Regions from separate parts of the Homo sapiens genome. Here region 1 is linked to region 2. A link is an interaction called in ENCODE POLR2A ChIA-PET data of the cell type or tissue named here. Cell type or tissue: Panc1. All regions are shown on one strand. Links, peaks and the distances in the headings refer to the core of each region. The heading gives the core; the rest is flanking DNA.

Evidence for each region. ChIA-PET counts read pairs that join two places held together with the same protein. Peaks named below come from ENCODE experiments on the same cell type or tissue, not always from the same donor. Only the 100,000 strongest peaks of a DNase experiment are listed, where the experiment ranks them.
Region 1: POLR2A ChIA-PET joins it to region 2 with 13 read pairs; 4 of 35 experiments call an interaction of 5 or more read pairs at or near these places.

Annotation. Positions count from the first base shown.
Region 1 is chr19:47,991,460-47,998,310 of GRCh38, reverse strand. It overlaps ELSPBP1 (epididymal sperm binding protein 1), which reads right to left and starts at 3,679. Exons shown (of 7, transcript NM_022142.5): 1 at 3,500-3,679. BSPH1 (binder of sperm protein homolog 1) reads left to right here and starts at 6,141. Exons shown (of 6, transcript NM_001128326.2): 1 at 6,141-6,302. The coding sequence starts at 6,230. In Panc1, for the core only: no CTCF peak of the experiment used is centred there; no DNase peak of the experiment used is centred there.
Region 2 is chr19:48,043,392-48,050,242 of GRCh38, reverse strand. PLA2G4C (phospholipase A2 group IVC) reads left to right here. Exons shown (of 17, transcript NM_003706.3): 17 at 1,855-2,397. The coding sequence ends at 1,900. It overlaps CABP5 (calcium binding protein 5), which reads left to right and starts at 6,164. Exons shown (of 6, transcript NM_019855.5): 1 at 6,164-6,383. The coding sequence starts at 6,321. In Panc1, for the core only: no CTCF peak of the experiment used is centred there; no DNase peak of the experiment used is centred there.

The sequences.
Region 1 (6,851 bases), core at 1,841-4,340, 52 kb after region 2:
CCTCCCGAGTAGCTGGTATTACAGGCGCCTGCCACTGCACCCGGCTAATTTTTGTATTTTTAGTAGAGACGGGGTTTCACCATCTTGGCCAGGCTGATCTTGAACTCCAGACCTCATGATCCACACACCTCAGCCCCCCTAAGTGCTGGGATTACAGGATTGAGCTACCGCGCCCAGGCCATCCTTGAGATTTTACTGGAAGCTGCTGACTACCAATTTTGGAGTAAGTGCAGAGGAACGAAAAGATGGTGACACTAGCAAACCTAGGTCAGAGCCTTGTAGTTCTCAGCAAGACACTGCATCTGTGTTCCCCATGCACATACATGTACAGAGTGTTTTCCTGAGCGGGCATGTGAGAAGCCACTGATATCAATCACCTCTGGAAGTGGGAACCAGGGGTAAATAGGAGACTTCTTTCCAATTAAGTTTTTATCACAGATGTGTGACTTATGTCTTTAAAAACAATTTAATTATGTATATACCTAGAAGAGAAGAGTTGCAATATTCCCAACACAAAGAAATGATAAATGTTGAAAGTAATGGATATCCTAAATACCCTGATTTGATCATTACTGTCTGCATGTATCAAAATATCACATCAGTGGCTCACACCTGTAATCCCAGCACTTTGGGAGGCTGAGGTGGGAGGATCACTTGAGACCAGGAATTTGAGACCAGCCTGGACAACAGAGTGGGACACCATGTCTATTAAATAAATAAATAAGGAAAAGAAAAAAAATCACGCGTACCTCAATAAATATATACAATTGTTGTGTATCAATAAAACATTTTAGAAACAGTAATTATACATGTATATGCACATACATAATGTGTATATACATATACGTGCACATGCCTGTATACATTATAGATGTGTATATATGTATACAGGCATGTGTAATATACACACATCATATGTGCACATATACAGGTATATGCATGCACATATGCTCACATGAAAACATGCAGAGTTAAAATGGTTTTTAAAAAAGATAGAACACCCTGAGTAAAGCAATAGGAGGCAGTTTAAAATCACAAAATGAAAAATCTGCAACAATGAGATGGCTGTCTTAGGAATGGATTAATTTTATGAGGTAGTTATTGACTTACCAAATTTATTGAACATCTATAGAGCAAAGCGCTGTGCCGGGGCCTCTTGGTGTTGGCATTCCAATTCCACTGGCATGCCAGTAATTAAAAACCTGTGTGGATGTTTCAGTGGTGCCTAGCAGAGTGACATTTAATAAGGTACTTCACAGCTTACCCCTCTATAAAATGGGGATGCTAATAAACAGTTCTACTTCATAGAGTTGTTGGGAGGATTGAATTAGATGAAAGATACAAAATGCTTAAGACAATGCGTGCTATAGAGATAACTCACAATAAATGTTGGCCATTAATGATGACGATGATGATGATGATAACATTCATTCACCATGCTAGACCGGCAGTAATTAATTAATTAAGCAAACATTTTGAGAATGTTCTAATTCTCTTCTTTTACTTTTGTTATTTATTGGCTTTCAAACTTTCCTGAAAATATTACCTTCTGAGAAATTTTTTCTCTGCTTAATGATACTCTTCATTGTTAATATTCCCTCATCCATCCATCCATCAACCATCCCTTTACCAACTCTTCTTTCATCATCCATCCATCCACCCATCCACCCATGTATCCTTCCACCCATTCTTACATCCATTCCTCCATCTATCCATCTTTTCATCTATCTTCTTCCATCATCCATACATCCATCCATCAATTCATCCACCCATTCATCCTTCCACCCATTCTTCCATCTGTCTATCAATTCTCCCATCCTTTTGCCCATCTTTCACCAGCCATCTATCTATCCACTCATCTGTCCATTCATTTATCCTTCTATTCATCCATTATTCATTGAATCCATCCTCTTATCATCCATCCATCAATCATTCATCAAATAAGTATTTAAGAAACCCACCATCCATAAGAAACTGTGTCAAGTACCAAGAGGAACCATACATGATTTCTGCCTTCAACAATCAGAGATAAATCGTTTCATCCATCCTTCAGTTTATTCATCCACTTCTCATCCATCCTTCCATCCATCCATTCTTTCACTGTTCATCCATTCTTCTATCCACCCATCCTTCCTTTCATTCTTTAATCTTCCTTCAATCCACCACCCATCCAATGAGTATTCAAGAACCCTATCATCTATAAGGAAATGTGGTGGGTACCAAGAGGAACCAGATATGATAGCTGTCTTCAAACAGCTATAGATAAGACATTGGCACCAATATCTACCACCCAACATGGAAAATAATGGCAGATACAACTGGTAGTATTAAGGCCCTGATAGGGTGCCCAAGAGGCAGCTTAGCCCACAGCCTCTGCCCTCTCGTTCTCTTAAGCCAAAATAATTTCACAGTGGAGCGGTGAGAAGATAATAGCACCCAACCAACCAGGGTTCAAATCCTACCTCTCCCATGTTTCAACTGGGTGGCCTTGGGAAGGTCATTTCACCTCTCTGAACTCCAAGTCAGTATTCCTATCTGTTTAGTGGAGATAAAACCTAAACTATAGAAGCCATTGTGAATAATTACAGGCACACATGGGGCTGTAAAGTCACTGAAGTATAGTGTACCTTCAAAATAATGAGTCCTTCTGCTTCTCAGCAGCAAATGACCCCAGATCTGAAACAAAACTTCAGTGTAAGCCTTCCCTCCACCTCTAGGCGCACACACACACCTCTTCTATTACATATTTAGGCTGCCTTTGGAGGGAGAAGCAACAGGATCTCAGTAAGCTCTTTTTGAATCTCAACTTTCTTTTTCCTAAAATAGGGAGAGTAAGCCTTACCTTGGAGAAATGGTCCAAACATTGACAGAACCATGAAGATTTTAATCCACTACCAAGAATTTAATAAGTAATTCACCCAGTCTCTTAACAGGTAACTTGTTCCCTTTTCTTCAGTTTCTTCCCTAAGCTTGGGATTCAGGCAACCTTCCTTAGCATTACATCATTCATAGAATCTGGTTTAACCCATTTCTTTGAGTTTATTAACAGAGAAAGGACCTCACCCACAAGACCACCTTCCCTACTTTCTCTGGCTGTCCCCTTCCAGAACCAATATGGCAGCCACCAGCTACTTCTGGTTCTTGAGCACTTGAAATGGGAAAGTTCAAATTGTTCTATGTTGTAAGTGTAAGATACCTATTGATTCTGAAGACAAAGTATAGGGAAAAAATGTAAAGTATCTCATTAATAATTATTTGTATTCATTATGTGTTGAAATGATAATCGTTTAGATATACATGGATTCCACAGAACATGTTATTAAAATAAATTGCACTCTTCTTAGTTTTTTAAAGTGCTTCTGCTATAAAACTTACAATGATTTATGTGGCTCGTATTATATTTCTAGTGCACCATGATGCTCTAGACCTTCCTTCTTTGCTATGGGGGCCCTAAGACCCCACTTGTCACACCCTCCCAAGTTTCCGGGTCAAAATGTACCTTTGAGAGAGTTCTTCTGGGCCCTGGCTCTCTCCACGATCTCTCTTTAAGGTTCTGCTCCCAAGAGCTCTGGATTATCTGGGGATTGGTTGAATGGCTTTGGCCCCAGCCTGTCTGTAGGACACAAAGGCAGCTTCTCAAAGGAGGGTTCTTCATCAGTGGTTACTGTCAGAAGGCAGTCTGGATGAGATCAGCTGTGGTTAATTTATGATGTCTGGAGATAAGCCCATGCATATCCACGAGGCCCATAAAATTCAGTCAAGTGTACACAGAAGGGGCCTTGCGGGGGCTGGGGTCAGGGACAAGAATATCAATGAACAGAGGAGGGAACGTTCCCAGAAATTCAGCTATGAGGAGCTGGAGAGGTTTCAGCTGAACAATGAAAAAGCCCTACTATTTTCTTTTCTTTTCTTTCTTTCTTTTTTTTTTTAGATAGAATTTTGCTCTGTTGCCCAGGCTGGAGTGCAATGGTATGATCTTGGCTTACCACAACCTCCACCTCCCGGGTTCAAGCCTTTCTCCTGCCTCAGCCTCCCAAGTAGCTGGGACCACAGACACATGCCACCACACCCAGCTAATTTTTGTATTTTTTAGGAGAGACAGGGTTTCACCAGGTTGGCCAGGCTAGTGTCAAATTCCTGGCCTCAGGTGATCTACCCACCTTGGCCTCCTAAAGTGCTGGGATTACAGGCATGAGCCACTGCACCCAGTCCACATTAACCTGCTAAGGGATTTTTGGATCTCGTATGGCTAATAATAAAGGGAAACTGATTGAAGAAATACTTGCAGAATGGGAAACTGATGACATGCAATGCAGTGAAGAGTGACATGAAACAAAGATGTTAAAGGGGAGAATGGGTGGCTCCGCAAATGTACAATGTCTTAGCACACTTGGTCTTCATAAAGTATCAATAATAATAGCAAAAAGGCAGTGTGCCAGAGACCACCCATTATGTTGTAGAATATAATCAAGATCTGTAAAAGATGTTCAAACAAGAAGGAAAGAGGTGCCAGGCACAGTGGCTCATGCCTGTAATCCCAGCACTTTGGGAGGCCGAGGCCGGTGGATCACCTGAGGTCAGGAATTCAAGACCAGCCTGGCCAACATGGTGAAACCCCATCTCTGCTGGGGTCTGCTGGCACACCCCAGCACACCCCAAAAATAAAATTTTTGTATTTTTGTAAAAATACAAAAATTAGCTGGGTCTGCTGGCACACGCCTCTGGTCCCAGCTGCTTGGGAGGCTGAGGCAGGAGAATCGCTTGAACTCAGGAGGTGGAGGTTTCAGTGAGCCAAGATCACGCTACCGCACTCCAGCCTGGGAAACAGAGTGAGACTCCATGTAAAAAAAAAAAAAAAAGAAAAGAAAGAAAAAAAAAGAAAAGAAAAAAGAAATGTTAGAAATAAGTGAAGGCAACAGTCATTTCCAAAAACTAGGATTCCTCAAAGGTATTTTTAAAGTCTTGGATAGGCTTTTATTTCATAAGAGTTTCTAATTTGATAGTTGCTGACATTTTTGACAGTTTAGTTGGGGGGAGGGCTTTCTTTTGACACTTTTTTCCAAAGGAGATTCCATCTTACTGAGAAAAAAAAATGGAGATGAAAAGATAGCCCGTTTTCCACAATTTTTTTCTGAGACAGGGTCTCACTCTGTTGCCCAGGCTAGAGTGCAGTGGTGCGATGATAGCTCCTGGCAGCCTCAAACTCCTGGGCTCAAACGATCCTCCTACCTCAACCTCCCAAAGTGCTGGGACAACAGGCACATGCCACCATGCTCGGCTAATTCGTCAATTTTTTTTTTGTAGAGATGGGGGGTCTCATTATGTTTCCCAGGCTGGTCTCAAACTCCTGGTTGCAAACGATCCTCCTACCTCAACCTCCCAAAGTGCTGGGACAACAGGCACATGCCACCATGCTCGGCTAATTCGTCAATTTTTTTTTTGTAGAGATGGGGGGTCTCATTATGTTTCCCAGGCTGGTCTCAAACTCCTGGTTGCAAACGATCCCCCTACCTTAACCTCCCAAAGCACTGGGATTGCAGACGTGAGCCGCTGTGCCCAGCCCCTCTTCTAAGAATAGTAACTAAGGGCCAGGCGTGGTGGCTCACGCCTGTAATCCCAGCACTTTGGGAGGCCAAGGCAGGTGGATCACCTTGTTTGAGATCAGCCTGACCAACATGGTGAAACTCTGTCTCTACTAAAAATACAAAAATTAGCCAGATGTAGTGGCAGGCTTCTGTAATCCCATTTACTCGGGAGGGTGAGGCAGGAGAATCGCTCGAACCTATGAGTCGGAGGTTGCAGTGAGCCAAGATTGCACCATTGCACTACAGCCTAGGCAACAAGAGCAAAATTCTGTCTCAAAAAAAAAAGGAACAGTAACTAAGAACACGTTGGGTTTCAGAATTCAGGATTAATCTGATTTTTCTTTTTTAAATACTTTTATTTATTTATTTATTTATTTCATAGTTGGAAATGTAGGTGTCCATAAGGCTGCACCACTTGTTCCTCAGAACTTCAAAGCCATCTGCAGCCCATTAGGTTAATCACCAAGGGCCTCCAGAGAACAGTGGCCCACACTGAAGGTTTGTGGAGCATCAACAAAGGTGCTTATATTAGGGAAGCAAACCTGCTTTTCCAAGAAGCCTCCCTGGGCCTCTCCAGGGGATTCTTGAGCCCTGGCTGACAAAGACCAGGAAGATCTGAGATACCGGGAAGCCTGTGACTGCCCATGGGCTCCCTGATGCTTCTCTTCGTGGAAACGACGCGAAATTCCTCAGCTTGCATCTTCCCTGTTATTTTAAGTATTTCTTTTTCTATATTTCTTCCTATGCAAGGTAGATAGCTTAACTTTGGAGCAGAGTGAGAGCAAGGAAGGAGGGAGAAGGTGGGGATGAAAGATGAAAGAAGAGGAGGAAGGGGAAGAGGGGAAGGAGGAGGAAGGAGAAGAGGCAGGGAAGGAGGTGGAAGAGGGAAGAGGAGGAAGAGAGGAAGGAGGAGGAGGGGAGAAAGAGGGAAAGGGGGGAGAAGGGGGGAGGAGGTGAAGAAGGAAGAGGAGGAGGGAGAGAAGGAGGGGAATGAGGGAGAGTAGGAAGAAGGAGGAGGAGAGGAGGAGGGGAGAAAGAGAAGGAAGAGGAGGAGGGGGAGGAGGAGCAGACGGAGGAGGAGGGGAAGGAGGAGGAGGAGGGAAGAGGAGGAAGAGGGGGAGGAGGAGGAGGGGGAGACAGAGGGGAAAGAGAGGGAGGAGGAGGATGACCGGGAGGAGGGGAAGAAAGAAGAAAAGGAGGAGGGGAGGAAAAGGAGGGGGAGGAGGAGGAGAAGGAAGAGAAGAAGAAGGAGGAGGAAAGGAAGGA
Region 2 (6,851 bases), core at 1,983-4,482:
CTGCCATTAAAAAGTACCACAGAGGCCGGGCATGGTGGTTCACACCTGTAATCCCAGCACTTTGGGAGGCCGAGGTGGGCAGATCATGAGGTCAGGAGTTCGAGACCAACCTGGCCAACATGGTGAAGCCCCATTTCTACTAAAAATACAAAACTTAGATGGGCATGGTAGTGCACACTTGTAGTCCCAGTTACTTGGGAGGCTGAGGCAGGAGAATCGCTTGAACCCAGAAGGTGGAGGTTGCAGTGAGCCCAGATCATGCCACTGCACTCCAGCCTGCTGACAGAGGGAGATTCCGTCTCAAAGAAAAAAGTACCACAGATCAGGTGGCTTAAACAACCGACACTTATTGTCTCACAGTTCTGGAGGCTGGAAGTCCAAGATCAAGGTGTGAACAGGGGTGGTTTCTCCTGAGACCTCTCTCCTTGGCTTGCAGATGGTGCCTCCCTGTGTCTACACATGATTTTCCTCTGTGCCTGTCCACTCCCCACCTTCTCACCTGTAGAACTCAGGGCTTATTTATGCTTATTTGTTGACTCTCTCTCCTCATAATAAGGTGTGCAGCAGTGTGGGGTCAGGAACCACATCACTTTGCTCACCATGGTGTTCATTCTTTCATTCATTGATTCCACAAACATTTCCTGGATGCCTGCTAGATCCAGTCCGCCCAGGTCCTGCAGCCGTGGCTGCATACAGGTCAGATGAGGCTCTTGCTCTTGTAGAATGTACCTCCTCCCGGGGGGCAACATGACATAAACAGGTAAACAAAGAAGTCAACAGGATGGCCATGGAGAGTAAGTGCCATGGAGACGACCGAACGTGCGGTGTGCTGAGGAGTAAAGTGAAAGCTTTTTAGGAAAGGGTCTGGGGGTCTGGGAAGGCATCCTGAGGGAGAGACCTTTCACCTGGGGCTGAATACTGAGAAGGGGTGGCCATGAGGAAGTCTTGGGGAACAGAATTCTGTGCAAAGGAAAAGTAAATGCAAAGTGTCTGGAGTGGGAAAGACCTTGATCTGTGTCTTACCTATGTCTATAACATTCTGTACTAATATAAAGGCATATCTGAGGCTCGGTAATTTATAAAGGAAAGAGGTTTATTTGGCTCATGGTTCTGTAGGCTGTGCAAGAAGCATGGCGCCTGTATCTACTTCTGGTGAAGGCTTCAGAGAGCATCCAATCCTGGTGGAAGGGGAAGGGGGGCTGGCGTGTTACATGGTGAGAGAGAGCAAGAGAGAGAGAAGGGAGGAAAGCACCAGTTTCCTTTTAACAACCAGATCTCAAGTGAACTAATAGAGCAAGAACTCACTCATTACCGCAGGGAAGGCACCAACCCATTCATGAAGGATCCACTCCCATGATCCAAACATCTCCCTCTGGGCCCCACCTCCAACACTGGGGATCACATTTCAACATGAGATTTGGAGGGGACGAATTTCCAAACTATATCAGTCTATTCGAGGAACAGAAGGAAAGCTGTTATTGCTGGATCAGGGTAGGGGAAGCACGGAATGAAATGTGATTGGAGAGATGGACAGAGATCAGATCTTGTGAATTCTGGCAGGTATCATGACATTCGATGTAGGCCAAAGAGTTACCTCCTAGCCCAGCTCCTGATACATGCTTAATAAGCGTAGTGTTGGATAAATAAACGTTTACGTGGTAAAAGTAGATCACAAGAGCTCCACAGGAGGAGGTGGTGGAGCTCCAGGTCTTCTCAATGAATGAAAGAATGGATGAATGTCTTTCTCCTAAGTCATGTATGACCTGTAGAGGCTTCCAGGTCTTCTAATCTTATCCAGTGTGCAACACTGCCTACAAAGCACAGTGGTAACTTCTAACTTTCCTTTCTCCCCAGGCTCTACTACCCGAAGGATAGTGCCCGAAGTTGCTGCTTGGCATAGATGAGCCTCAGCTTCCAGGGCACTGTGGGCCTGTTGGTCTACTAGGGCCCTGATGTCCACCTGGCCTTCCTGTTCTTCACTCCCTTCAGCCACACGCTTCATGGCCTTGAGTTCACCTTGGCTGTCCTAACAGGGCCAATCACCAGTGACCAGCTAGACTGTGATTTTGATAGCGTCATTCAGAAGAAGGCGTCCAAGGAGCTGAAGGTGGTGAAATTTGTCCTGCAGGTCCCTCGGGAGATCCTGGAGCTGGAGCATGAGTGTCTGACAATCAGAAGCATCATGTCCAATGTCCAGATGGCCAGAATGAATGTGATAGTTCAGACCAATGCCTTCCACTGCTCCTTTATGACTGCACTTCTAGCCAGTAGCTCTGCACAAGTTAGCTCTGTAGAAGTAAGAACTTGGGCTTAAATCATGGGCTATCTCTCCACAGCCAAGTGGAGCTCTGAGAATACAACAAGTGCTCAATAAATGCTTGCTGATTGACTGATGGATTAGCTGTGTGTGTGTGTCTTGGTCTGCCACCACCCCTGCTGCGGCCCTTTTCACCCTCTGTGTACCCTTTACTTGTTCCTTTCTTCCCTTCCCCCTTTCCTTTCCATCTTCTTCCATCTATATCTCAGCAATTAAGCATGGTGGTTCCACAGCTGGGTTTGGATCTTACTTCTGTTATCTGCTTACCATGAGAACATGGGCAAGAGCCTTCGCCTCCATGCCCCAGTTCCATCGTCTGTAGAATAGACCATCACGGAGCCTGTATCCTAGAAAGGCTTAAATGAGTTCATGAGTCTCAAGACCTTAGAATAGTTAGTCTGGCACCGACGGAGTTCCAGAGCAATTATTATTCATACAGGCTTTCCAGAATTAAAGCAGGACTGTTATGGGATGAATTGTGTGTCCCACCCCCACCAAAAGATGTGGCCATTGTAACCCCCAGTGCCTGTGAATGTGACCTTGCATGGAAATAAGGTCTTTACCAATGTCATCAAGTGAAGATGAGGTCACTCGTGTGGACCCTAATCCACAATGACTAGTGTCCTTATGAAAAGGAGAGATTTCGCCGGGCGCAGTGGCTCACGCCTGTACTCCCAGCACTTTGGGAGGCCGAGGCAGGTGGATCACAAAGTCAAGAGATTGATACCATCCTGACCAACATGGTGAAACCTCATCTCTACTAAAAATACAAAAATTAGCTGGGCATGGTGGCACACACCTATAGTCCCAGCTACTCGGGAGGCTGAGGCAGGAGAACCGCTTGAACCCAGGAGGTGGAGCTTGCAGTGAGCCAAATCATGCCACTGCACTCCAGCCTGGTGACAGAGTGAAGACTCTGTCTCAAAAAAAAAAAAAAAAAAAAAAAAAAAAGGAAAGAAAAGGGGGGATTTAGGGGAGGGAGAGCATTATGACAAATACCTAATGCATGCAGGGCTTAATACCTAGGTGACGGGTTGATTGGTGCAGCAAACCAGCATGGCACATGTATACCTATGTAATAAACCTGCATGTTCAGCACATGTATCCCAGATTTGAAATAAAATTCTTTTAAAAAAGGGGGGGGGATTTAAAGACAGAGACAGGCATGTATACAGAGAGGAAACCATGTGAACATGGAAGCAGGGATTGGGGTGAGGCTCTACTGACCAAGGGCCGCCAAACTATTGCCAGCAAACCACCAGTCATCCGAAAGAAGACCTTGATAGCAGAAGGATCCTGTTCAGAATTCTGTGTTGCATTCAGTCGTAGCTTTTTTTTTTTTTTTTTTTTTTTTTTGGACAGAGTTTTGCTCTTGTTGCCCAGGCTGGAGTGCAATGGCACGATCTTGGGCTCACTGCAACCTCCGCCTCCTGGGTTTAAGCGATTCTGCTGCCTCAGCCTCCCGAGTAGCAGGGATTACAGGCATGTGCCACCATGCCGGGCTAATTTTTTTGTATTTTTAGTAGAGACGGGGTTTCTCCACGTTGGTTAGGCTGGTCTCGAACTCCTGACCTCAGGTGATCTGCCCACCTCAGCCTCCCAAATTGCTGGGATTACAGGTGTGAGCCATCGCGCCCAGCCTCGGCCATGTCTTCTTAGTCTCCTCCAATCTCGAACGGTTCCTCAATCTTTCCTTGATTTTCATGACCTTGACATTTTTGAAGCTTACAGGCCAGTTATTTTGTAAACCATCCCTCCATGTGGGTTCGTCTGACGTCTGATTATGATGAGATTCAGGAATCTTACAGAAGCGATGCTGTTCTCGTGACATCCTGTCAGGTGGTGTGAAATTCCAACTTGTCACATTACTGATGATGTCCACTTTCATTGACTAAGATGGTGTTTGCCACGTTTCTCCACTATAACGTAACTCCTTTGAAATTGGTATTTTGTAGGGAGGTATTTTGAGCTCTGTAAATATCAAACTTCTCACTTAGCTTTTTATTTATCTGAGTATGGACTCCTGGTTTCTTCTGTGGTCCTGTATAATTTGTTACTATCATTATTTATTTTGACTCTCAAACTGCCCAGTATGGCCAATGGAGCTTCTTCAAGCAGACTCCTGTGTTCTTTCCACATGTTCTCACAACACTTTGAGCAATTTCTTGCTTTAAGCATAGGACGTTTGTAGGCTCATCTTGTTCTTTTTTTGCTCTAGACATGGAATCAGCCAAATTTCCTAGGCACTCTGGTTCCATTTGGTGGAGAATGGTATATAGAAGTCAAGATTTGGATGCTAGTGGTGCTCATTCATATGGGCCATCATTGTTTCTATGTTCTCTTAGTGGAGAGAGCTAGAGAATATGTGTACAAATGTTCCTATACACACTGAAACTATGTGTTTATTTTTATCTCTCTATGTATAATTGAGATCCATGAGGACATACCAACGCCTCCAGTTATAGTCCAACACCACAGGGCTCATTCGACTTTCCTCCTTTCTGTCTTAGTAACTCCCTTTTCCAACAGTAGGAGACCTGGCCCCCATTCCCCTTACTCACTGTGTGTAGCCAATTTCCCTTTTCCTTTGCCATTTCACCCCTGTGGGGATGTCTTTCCCAGCCTAGTCTGGCTTCAACACCATACACCATGCTATTCCCATGAGTGGACATTTCTCTCTCTGCTTGGGTTATGACAACCCATGCCAGATCCCCTCTATGTGGCCTCCTTCCTAATTGCCTTACAGTGCAAACCTCCACCCCAGACAATGCCTGCATATAAATGCCCCCGCCCCACTCAGCTCATGTTCCAACACTGCACACCAAGCTGCCCATCTGTGGATTTATCCCCACCATCTCCAGCCCCAACACCCTGGGTCATGCTGCCCCTCTATGTGGACTTCTCCTCACCCCACTACCCCACTGGAATGCTGGCTCTCCACGCCAGATGGCCCCCAGCCCCCTCCTCCCCTAACCCTACCTAGTGTGGAGTCGCAAAACCCCTTTGGGCTTTGACACCACCATAACTTCACACCCTCCCTGACACCCCCACCTTGCTTTTTCCCTCTAAATCATTCAGGAAAGACAGAAGGAAAGAGATGAACAGAGGAAGAGCAAATGCCATGCTCTTAGTCACCGTGTACGCCCACTTCCTGAAGTCCATGCTTGCATCCTGCTCACTCTCACACATTCCCGACTCACCCAGGAAAACTCCCTGAGGCCAGGGGTGCTGAGCTCTCCATCTCACTGCCCAGAGGCCAGTGTTGGAGTGACCCTTCACATGCTTGTTGGAACATTGAATAAATGATGCCGTCTGCTCTAATCCTCCATTTTCTTTTCTTTTTTTTCTTTTTTTTTCTTTTTTTCGAGACAGGGTCTCACTATGTCAGCCAGGCTGGAGTACAATGGTGCAATCGTAGTTCACTGCAGCCTGGAGTGCAATGGTACAATCATAGCTCACTGCAGCCTTGAACTCCTGGGCTCAAGCAATCCTCCCATCTCTGCCTTTGGAGCAGCTGGGACTACAGGTGTGTGCCACCATGCACGGCTAATTTTTTTATTTTTTGTAAAGACAGCCTCTCCGTATGTTGCTCAGCTGGTCTCAAACTCCTGGGCTCAAGCAATCCTCCCACCTCAGCCTCCCAAAGCGCTGGGACTACAGACATGAGCACCACATCCAGCCTCTAATCCCCATTTATAAAATGCACTTTCCAATTCCACTCTGGGGATAAAGGCGTCACAGAACCTGACTCTGCATTTCCCCACCCATATCATTCAAGCCAGATGGGGAGGCAGGGACAGCTCTGGTCCCTCCCCAACCCGGGTAGAGATTTCCAGCCCAGCTGTCACAGCTCTAAGACACCGGGACCGAAGGAGAAGCCAAGAGAGGCAGGAAGAGGTGGCAAAGGAGTGCTGGAGAAGATAAGGAGGCTGAGCTCCGACAGGGAGCAGGGAGGAGGGGCCATCTTGAGACTGGTGCCCTGCGAGCTCCACCCCACCCCTCCATGCAGTTCCCCATGGGCCCCGCCTGCATCTTCTTGAGGAAAGGCATTGCTGAGAAACAGCGGGTGAGGTGGGGAGTGAGGGGGAAGGGCGGTGGGCGGGGCAAAGGGAGCAGGGGTGTGGGACAAAGAAGGGGACATGATGGTGCCACAGAACCAGGGGAACAGGTGGATAGAGCAGGAGCTGAGAAGGTATAAGAAATTCCAAGGACCCTGGTGGGGTCATGTAAGCCAGTGAGATAAATGGGTGGGGGTAAAATCAAAAGTCAGGAGCAAAGAGAAGGAGAGAAAAGGAAGAAAAATGAAAAGGGAAAGTGGGATGATGTCATTGTTGAGATTACCATCATTCTTTTCTATGGATGCTCATTGTGATAATGGTGGTGATGATGGTGGTGGTGGTGATGATAATGATGACGTTAATAACAATAGCTGCCACTTATTAAGTCATTGTTCTGTGCCCAGCCCTGTGCAAAGGGATTTGCACACCTGATGTTATTTACACCTCAGAACAACTCATGAGGTCAGTGACTTTCA